Regions from separate parts of the Mus musculus genome. Here region 2 is linked to region 1. A link is a loop called in an ENCODE intact Hi-C map of the cell type or tissue named here. Cell type or tissue: left cerebral cortex. All regions are shown on one strand.

What was found. A loop is a pair of places that touch in the nucleus more often than their neighbours do. Peaks named below come from ENCODE experiments on the same cell type or tissue, not always from the same donor. Only the 100,000 strongest peaks of a DNase experiment are listed, where the experiment ranks them.
Region 2: it touches region 1 in a loop (4-fold over the local background); 1 of 42 quality-filtered maps calls a loop at or near these places.

Annotation. Positions count from the first base shown.
Region 1 is chr14:34,957,026-34,962,025 of GRCm38, reverse strand. The region is part of intron 3 of Grid1 (glutamate receptor, ionotropic, delta 1); the gene reads right to left. Among named protein-coding and RNA genes, the nearest start is that of Mir346, 65 kb to the right of the region's middle. In left cerebral cortex, no CTCF peak of the experiment used is centred here; DNase peaks (open chromatin) are centred at 1,607 and 2,458.
Region 2 is chr14:34,900,654-34,905,653 of GRCm38, reverse strand. The region is part of intron 2 of Grid1 (glutamate receptor, ionotropic, delta 1); the gene reads right to left. Among named protein-coding and RNA genes, the nearest start is that of Mir346, 8.5 kb to the right of the region's middle. In left cerebral cortex, no CTCF peak of the experiment used is centred here; a DNase peak (open chromatin) is centred at 2,721.

The sequences.
Region 1 (5,000 bases):
TCTAAGTCTGCTGTGGAGGGCTGTAGCTGGGGATTTTTCATGCTGCCAGCATCCTTGAAATGGCACCTCTATGAGATCGCAGCTCTTGCCACATGGTCCTGACTCTAGGACCAGTTCTTCCACTCATCCCTCCAACACTGAAGTCTTGGCAACCACCCAGAGTTAGCTTGAGTGCTTCCACCCCATCTGGGATGATATCTGTCAGGCTTCCCCATATTAAATCTTCCCCTCTGGGTGATGGAATAGAAGTTGTTCCCCTTGCCTTGGAGCACAGGAGTGATGAGAAAAGAGGTTGGGAAGGGTAAGTAACACATGGGATATACAAAAAGACAAGAACTTCTGAAGAAGAGCCATTGGAAGGGCAATGAGTTTAAGGGAGATGACCTGGGAAGTTTTGAGGAATGTGTGGATGCTATCTATATAAGAAGTATAGCATGTAAATCCACAGTGCACACACATGTACACCAACATGGGACACCTCCACATCAGGTGGCTATCCATGAGGATCTAGAGACACAGTCTCAACTGGCTAAGAAAACACATTAGACAGTAGGCTGGAGCACCCAACGTGTCTATGGACGGATGGATGGATGGATGGACAGATGGGTGTGGCCCACCATATAATGGAATGTATTCAGTCTTTAAAAGGAGAGGCCGACACATGTTACAACAAGGCTGAGGCTTCAAAATTATGCTAAGTGAAAGAAGCCCATGACAAAAGTTGGTGAAAAGGGTGTGGAGAGGTCACTCCTGTGTGTCCTATCCTGAGGGACCACATCACGGGCATGAGGGTCCAAAGGAGAGGGAGACTCTGCATCCTTCTGGACCTCTTCCCATCCTTGTCATGAGACCTTCATGTACCAGTGAGGGATATGCACCATGTAGGGCCCAGGCAGGCAGAGAAACCCACTTCAGTCACTCAGAAGAGAGAATATAACACAGACACGGGTGTCAGCACAGGAGCCTAAAATGGTCAAATGCATAGAAATGAGGAGAGTGGTAGTCACCAGGGCCTGCACTGAGTATCAGCTGGAGAAAATGAGACAGTTCTAGAGATGGGTGTTAGTGATGTTATCCAACAACCTGTGTGTGCTCATTGCCACGGTTCTGTGTACCTAAAGACAGCTGGCATGCACATTTGTGTGACCTGCTCATTTTTCAATAACAAAAAGGTTGACTTTCCAAGAGCATACTGAACTTGATCTAGATGATAAGAATCTATGGTGACACTGGCAATGTCAGAGAACCATGTGACCCTCCTAACAAAATCCCACAAGTTTCCACAGTAAGAATGAGCCTCCTAAATCCTAAGCCCCAGCCTGTTGGCTCCCCACTGTGACTGCCCCTTTGTAAATTATCATATCATAGAACTCTTAAGAGTTACAAAAATGTGGGGTGACAAGAAGCAGAGACTATAAGGAGAGGGAGGGCATGACAGTCAGAAAATGCCACCCCAGCAACTCCAACCTCTCCTGTCTCAGATACTCTGAGATGCTTGCCTGCCCATCCCCTGCCTCCCTCTGCATGCCAGGGCACAGTGCCCAGAACACACCCACCTGTAGCTCATGTTAGGGGGTGGGGGCAGTCAGGAGAATGAGAATACGGGTTTGCAGTTTAAATCCTCACTGGCAGCTGGAGCCGAGAGGCAGGCGCTGCTGGCAGAGGCCTACCTTGCTGAGTGGCTGCGAGACTGAGCTGCAGATCGGGCTGGGTTTGGCACAGAGCAACTACACAGTGAATGTTTTAGTCTTCTTCTGCAGGACACATCACCTGTTTACGAACCATCAGTGAAGCTGAACCAAGTGCCTCTGGGAAGCATGGGGAGGCACAGCTCATGCCTTCTTCAGTCACCCAAAGGCATTTCCCTGTGCAGGACCCAGAGCTAAGCACCTTTCCTGCCACAGCCAATAGATGCAGCCTGTTTCAGCTCAAACCAGCTCTGGCTATCCTTGAGAGTGCCTTGATTCTATTCCCCAAATTAATGTGTGTGTCCAGATCCTGAGCCTGGGCTGTGCAGCTCAGTCTAGAGCTGTGTGCTTATGTCAGCCTTTCCTCAGCCCTGGGCCACAATGTCTGAGACCCCAGTACCTCTCCTCTGGAACCTCATGTCAGGGTGCCTCCCCATACTAAAGAGATGAGGTCCCTCAGGATAGGACACACAGGGATTATCTCTCCTCACCACCTGCTTCCTACACACAATGCTACAAGTGACTCTATCCGAAACCTGCTCCTCCCCCAAGCTACTGTAGACCACAGAGGACCCCAGATTCATCTCCTCTGGTTCTCTAACTCTGCATGCTGGGTTTGCTGTCCTGCCTGATGACAGTTCTCTTCAACAGCATGGCACCCCAAAAGTCAGCACCCTCTGTGTCCCCGAGAAAAACAAGAACCAGAACAGGTCCCGCGCTCCTCCTGCCGCCTTATTTAGGGAACTGGCATCTCACCACCTTCGTCTAGTCTTAGAATTTGAAAAGCATTCCTGTGATCCAGCATCTCGGCTTTCTAGCAACTAATCCCCAGAGACATATGCTCACAGAGATGTCTATGCAGGGTGTACCACGGTATTGTGCGACAGCAAGGCACAATAGGATGCTGAACTGACAAAGTAGACAAACAAAGATCACAGCTGTCCACCTGGTGGAAGGCTGCAGAGCAAGCATGGAGCAGGGAAGAGAAACAAGCCAGGGACGAGGAGCCAGAGCCCAGAAGTCCAGGTAAGAAATGTCTCAAAGGTGGGATGGAGACATCATGGCTCAGGAGTTAAGTGCACTTGTGGCTCTTTCAGAGGACTGGTGTGTAGTTCCCAGCCCTCCAGGGGAATTAGCACCCTCCTCTGACCTCTGGAGCCTGCACACACACACAAACAGAGAGAGAGAGAAAGAGACAGAGACAGAGACAGACACACACACGCACATATACAAATACATCGGGGTTTTTTTACAATATAGGTGACACTGTCCTGCCGGTTTGTCTGCTGTGCCAGGCCTAGGATGGGGACACCCGTGTATCCATGCTGCATGCCCAGCAAGTGGCTTTATTCCTCTAGAGAGCACTACAGGAAGGCAAGGAGCTACTTTTCACATGCAAGTTTTTTCAGCAATAATATCATTTTGTGCATAACTTACAAAATAATAAATTATTCCAAAGCCCAAAATAAAAACAAGTAATAATCTCTCTTTGCTTTCCCATCACCCTAGAAACACAAGGTAACCCTGACACCCCACATTATCCTCCACTCCTGATCAGCACTCCTCACTTCGTCAGGCTCCCTCATACTTACAGAACTGTCCTGAGCACTAACGCAGCTTTGTGATACATTTCACAGCCTCTGTCGTAGATGGTGTCTAGATCACACTGGGATATACTGATCCCAAGCTCTGCTTCCCTTCAGGTCTCCAAGCAGTGGCCATCCATAGGCCCATGGCCAATAGAACTGGTGTGCACAGGTGGGATGCTGAACTTAATGAACAACTATATATCAAACATGCTGGCCTGACCAGGAACAGATCCTAGGACCTTTGGACCAGGCCAAAAAAAAAAAAAAAAAAAAAAAACCCTTCCACAGAGGCAGAGCCTGATGCTCTACCATCCCCACCTAAAACGAAGAGTTCTAATCTGTCCTAGCAAGGCTGTGAGATGTTTGCCTGAGAAAATGCAAATCCAACTCCCCTCTTCACTGGCTTCAGAGGCAAGCTGGGGCCACCATCCACTCTGTCTCACTACTGACATCTTTACCGCTGTTTGTCCATGCTTTCCTAGACAAATGACCACGGGCATGCCCATCGCCCTCCCAGCCAGCACAGCCTTTTCGGCTGCAGCCACCATCTTGTTTTCCTAAGTCTGCTGCTTCTTAACCTCACCGTCTTTCAGCACTTTCGGAAGCATCTATAGATCCTCTCTGGGTGTGTGCATTAAGTAGAGACATGAATAAGCAAGGAGAAACTATATCCATAAGAGTTTAAGTCAAAAGTCATGTGTCCAGGTTCCTGTGGCACTGCCAGCCCTTAGACAATGAAGGCTGGTTTCAGAGTCGCAGCCCTCTTACACGGATTACTGGCCACCAAGCCAGATTCATCACAGGGTAACTCCCAGCAAGGAAGAGGGTTCAGAGATGCTGGCAGAGGAGACACAATACTGCCCATGTAGTAATGGCCTGACCTCTGGTACTCAGTGGCCCCATTACCCCTGCCAACGCCTCCTCACTGGTACTTAGATTAGAAGCTGCCACCAAAATAAAATGTTCTAGCTTCATACTGCAACAAAACCCCCAGATCTACCTGTATTTCTCCCTGCCCAAAACTGGGTTACAGATGTCATGTGTACCACTGTGTTGGTTTTACATGGATTGCTAGGAATAAAACTCAAGTCCTCATGTTTAAGCAGCAAGAACTTTGCCCGCGGAGATACCTCCCCAGCCCCTCGCCCTGGCATTGTATACACAGCTGCCTCCTACCTGAGCAGACCCTGCTCCCCACTACAGTTCAGAATGCACTGCCTTCAGGGCAGAGGTGGGACACCAGACTCCAGGCCTCCCAGAACCGTCTGCTCAGTGTCTGTGTGCCTACCTAAACCTCAGGCCGAGTGCTCAGGGCAGCCCAGGAGGAGCAAGAAAATGAGGAACAGTCTGTGACCTCAGGGATCTGTGCCATTCTCAAATCCATCATTTCATTTTAGCCTCACAGGAACCCTCTGAAGTGGGCGTTTTTATTATCCTCCCTATCAAAATGAGAAAATGAAAAATCAGACAGAGTCATCAGCCTGCCCAGGAAAAGTCAAGTCAGGGTGGAACGGAGTCCTTTGAGAGTAGCCGAACTGATCATCCAAATCTCAGCAGCACCAAGGCCATCACGCTGTGTTAGCAACAGTTTCGCCACTCATTGAAACCAGGGAACCGGCGGAGGAAGGAGCCTTCTCAGAGGTTGGGGGGCGCTTAGGATTCTTCTCTGCAGGAGATGGGAAGAGAAGGGTGCTTCCCTCGGACATCCCCAGATATGGTTAAA
Region 2 (5,000 bases), 56 kb after region 1:
CCTTGCACTTTAGAATTTGTTGCTCAACTATTAGCAGATGTCACAGCACTGGCTAGGCCAAAACAAACCCTCCAGAGCCTGGATGCTTTCGTGGCCACTCAAGGAATTCACCAGAAACAGCGAAACATGTGCTGAGCAAGGCACCTGCATTGTGACGCATTGTGTTCTTATTGTCCCTTGAGGGAGCATGTCTGTCTATCTGCCTGTCCTCATTTTATACAAGGCTCTGACCGTACCTGAAATCTAGTACTAAGCAGCAAAGTCTAAGCTGGATGTATCTCCAGCTGAACGCCAGGCCTGCTGGGACTCTTCTGCTCCTGGGACCTCTAAAGCAAGCAGGGCAACCACAGACCACTAGCCTAACTGAGACTTAAGATTTGGCTCTAGAAGAACTTTAAGTTCACAACCACTCTGCACCTCTCCCTTCAGCCCCAGGATGTTCAAGTCACTCAGATCCTCTTAGATCAGTGGTTCTCGACCTGCCTAACTATGACCCTTTAATACAGTTCCTCACGTTGCAATGAATCCCAATCATAAAATTATTTTCATTGCGACTTCATAAATGTAATTTTGCTAGTGTTGTGAATCTTAATGTAAATCTGTGTTTTCCTATGGTCTTAGGCAAGCCCTGTGAAAGGGTTGTTCAACCCCCAAAGGAATCACAAACCCAGAGGTAGAGAACTACTGTCTCAGATGCTGACCAAACCTTACAATCCCAGGGGCCTTCTGAGACTCCCCTAGGCAGTTCATGCCCCACACTGCTTTCCCGACTCCAGCAGGTTTGGTATGTCCCTCTATGAACGCACCCATCATGCCGCACCATGATGGTTATTTACAAATCTGTACAGATGGATCCTTAAAGCACGTGAATGAATATGTGGTCTGACACAAACTCTACTCTAGTGTGCAAATTCCATATGCCCAGGAACAGAGGAAACCTATCTTCCTCTAACAAGTAGTAGTGACGACCATTTTTCTACACCAAAGACACTCAGCACCCCTCACCTTTGTCAGCAGGCAAATGACATCTCCTAATGCCGTCCGTGGTGGTGTCGTGGAGGAAGAATGCATTTACCTCGCTTGTATTCCCTAAGAATGTTACTACCTCCAGGGTCCCTGGTGCATGTGTGATACCGGTGCATGGTCTAAATTCCTTCTGTGAGGATTTCATGCTGGATTTTCTGAGTCTCCAAGCAAAGTCATAGATGCAAAGGAGGAGCCATGTCTTTGGGGCTTCACCATATCTTTCATCCAGAAAATAAGTGGTGATAACATTTGTAATATGTTTACTGACAGAACCAAGGGCGCTGTACAGATAACTCTTTTATGACACAAAGTACTTAACTAAGATGGAAAATGGCATTACTCGTGTTAGATTCAAAATGAGCATTTTGTCCCCGATTGCTAGAAACCCAGTAAATGTCATTAGCTATCTGAGGTTACAGTGAAACCCGCAAAGGGTTACTCTTTGGTAATTACATTTACCGTAGCTATAGAAACAAGGGACATCAGACTAGCCCAGATGACAGCTCTGTCTTTTCCCCTAAGAAAAGCTGCTCATCTGCATGTGGCCAGCTCCAAAGACTGGATGCAGAGCCACTGTATCTCATGGCTCAGCTCGGCAGCACACTCTCTGGAGAACTCTGTTCCCCACAGGCAGCAGGCTGGAGCCCCAGGACATGGGCTGCTGTGATTCTTGATTGGAAACTGATGATAAAAGACAGAGATGAGGACGCTCTTCCTGTGGCTTCTGCATTGAAATGTGCTCCTGAGTGTGTGCAGGGAAGTTGGGCTTCCTGGGGCACAGTTCTGTGGCAGATGCATTATTTACAGCCTGTGTTCTATTGTGCAAAGCTCTTCCCTACACAGAGCTATGGGCTACCTTCCCAAGCACACCTCTAACTCTCCTTCCTCTAAGACCAAGAAAAACACACATACACACACACACACACACACACACACACACACACACACACACATATACACCTGAATCAGGCCTGGGGATCCCTTAGGCTTCTCAGACACTATCCACACTGTAGCACAGATAGACAACAGGCCAGGCCTACAGCCAAGAGCAAAAGGGAAGAAGGCAGGATCCCTGCTAGGGAATGGAAGCCTTTATTCTCTCTAAGTTGGCTGAACTCCCCCATACCTCACCGGGCCCTGCATACCCTGGCGTGCCTCAGGACCCTATCCTCCTCCAGCAACCACAAATTCTTATACCACGTTTCCCACCCTGAACCTCAGAGACCACCTGCCCTGAGGCTCTCCTGCAGATCTCAGGGTGTATCATGCATTGTTCCTATGGGAATCCAACTGGAAGTCTCTGGGCAAGTGTCACAGACCACACAGCTAGAGAGGCTGTGTCCACTTGCCTGTGCAGATTCACTGGGCCTCACCTGCCCTAGGCCAACCCCATACACACTCGCTTCACCTCACCCCCTTTAGAGTCACACCATCCTGACTATGCAGCGGCTGCAGGTCAGCCAGCACACAACCTCCCCACAGTCAGTGGCAGCCTGCAGTTGGGCTACTGGAGAAGACAGGGCCATTCAGATTATAACTCCCTTCTTTGTTTTAAATGTGGGAGAGAATCAGACACTGTGGATCTCTTCAGCAGCTGGCACAGCCCATCTAGCCCCATAGGTGTGTCTGAGTCTTGTCCGTGTGTCTTCCCACAACAGACCTAAGCAGACAGATGGCTCTATGGGCACCCACTCACCACTCCCACCCCTAGGGCTCAGGCAGCTTCTTCCAGCTCTTGTCACCCCAAGGCTGCATTGCTGGCCAGGGCATGACTTCCGCTGCCTTCAGAAATGAACTAGCTAGTTTCCAGGGGCATTTAATTGTCAAAGGCAATGTAAATGTCACCATACACTATGACTCTAACTTAGCTTAGCCTGTTAACAGGAGCATCCACAAGTGAAAACAGAAGCTCTCTTTCCGATCCACTCAAAACAGATATCTGATACACGAAGCTATTTAGGACAGTAATAAGTGAGAGTCACACACTGCACAAATTAGAGGGCACTTTTACAGATCCATTGCACTCACAGCCTAACCTAGTGAGCTGTCTAGTCTACGTGCTTCCCTGCCTATAAAGACAGCTCCCATCAGACAGTCCTTCTCTACCTGCAACATCCTCTCCTCAGCTCAACCCCTGCCTTACCGGCAGCCCTGTTCCTCAGACCTAGAGACGGTTTTGCTCTCTGCACCTGCCCATCTCTCAGAGCTTCCCTATTCAGTTAGTTCCTTTCCCTCTCACGGTTCTCAGTGGCCTTGGGAAGGGATTAATCCACCGGCAGAATGGAATTTTTCATACACTGATGTAGACTGGATGCCAGTAAGGGAAGGACACAGTCCCATCTGAGGTGAGCTGGCTGTGAGGACAACTGGATGGATCCAGAAACAGAATAACAAGGTCCAAGCTAGGATGGTCCCTAAGAACTGACAAAGTGCTGTTATGATGGGCTGACCTACCCCCCCGACACACACGCACACGTAGCAGATTGCAGCTTGGTCTTCAAGTGGGTCCTCAAGCACTGCAGAGAGGGCTGTCCCTGACTCTGTTGCCTGCCTATGGATCCTGTTCCCCTAACTGACCTTGTCCAACCTCACTGAGAGAGAATGTGCCTAGTTCTTCAGATGTTCCAGGGTGGACTGGTATCCAGGGGGAGTCTCCCCCCTTCTCAGAAGAGAAGGGGAAGGAGAAGAAGGGGTTGTTGGGGGAGACTGAGAGGAGGGAAGAATGAGAAGAAGCGGGGCTGTGACTGCAATGTAAAGTGAATAAATAAATAAAAAGAAATGTCTGTTATGAGTGATTTGGGAGAGGACATTGATCAATAATGATCCCACTGCATAGATGATTATCACAGGACTGAGTATCCAAAATAATGCCTACAGGAGGCCTTACTGAGCAACACAGCACCCAACAGAGACAGATGGAAAGCCAGACCTAAGAACAGGGAAGGAGACTCAAGGAGAAGCTGCAGAGACAGGCTTGGGTCCGGTCACCTCTAAACTTAATAGGAGACAGAAGACGCACAGTGTGGCTACGACTAGGTGCATAACAGTAAGACAGCCAAGCCATAGAAGGCAAGGTGCTCACTTGTCACATCAGATGTCAGCTGATTGGGATCGGTATTCAAGGAGGACAGCGGTACCGTGGGGCAGGATTGGGAGGACAAAGCAGCCAGGTATACGCTGCACCGACACCAATCACAAGGCACAGCTGAGGGACCCAGAGGGAACCAGGACAGGGGCTGAGTGTGAAAGTGACATGAGTGTCAGCTCCAGACACCTAAAAGGATTGTCCCCAGGAAGATAAAGAGCAGGGGAGAGGTGCCAAGGACTTTCTCCCCATAATCCAATTAGGACAGTCTGCAACCCACTGAAGCAAACAGCCCCCACAGCAGCGCCTGATCTGGTGAGAAGGACAGTGCTCCATGCCGGCCACAGGCAGCCTTCCAACAGGCCCCTGGTTGGAGTGTCCCCCCACCACAGTCAGGTTTGCACCCCAGTGAGACTACTAAACCCCCAGAAACACAGGAGGGAACAGTAGGAACCAGATAAATGAACACAGTCACCTACAGGCTATGTGTTTAAAAACTTGCTCACCTTCAAAGGGCCATCCAATCCTAAAATAGTGTCACATGTAAAACATGAGAGGAAGGCCTGTGGGGTGGCTGAAAGGCTTATAGGGCTTGCCACCAACCCTGACAACCTGAGTTTGATCTCTGGGACCCACAGAATGTAAGAGAACAGACTCTGCAAGTTATCTTCTGAATTCCCCATATATACCATGTTGCACAAGTGCACACATACACATACCCACACACAAACACACACACACACACACACATATATATATATAAAGTCAAAAATAAAGCACAAGATTTGCAAAAGTGAAATGCTACCAGTCATTTTTAAAATGAAAATATATTACATTTATTGAATAGTAGCATTCAAAATCAAATATTCTCTATGATTCTGATAGAACC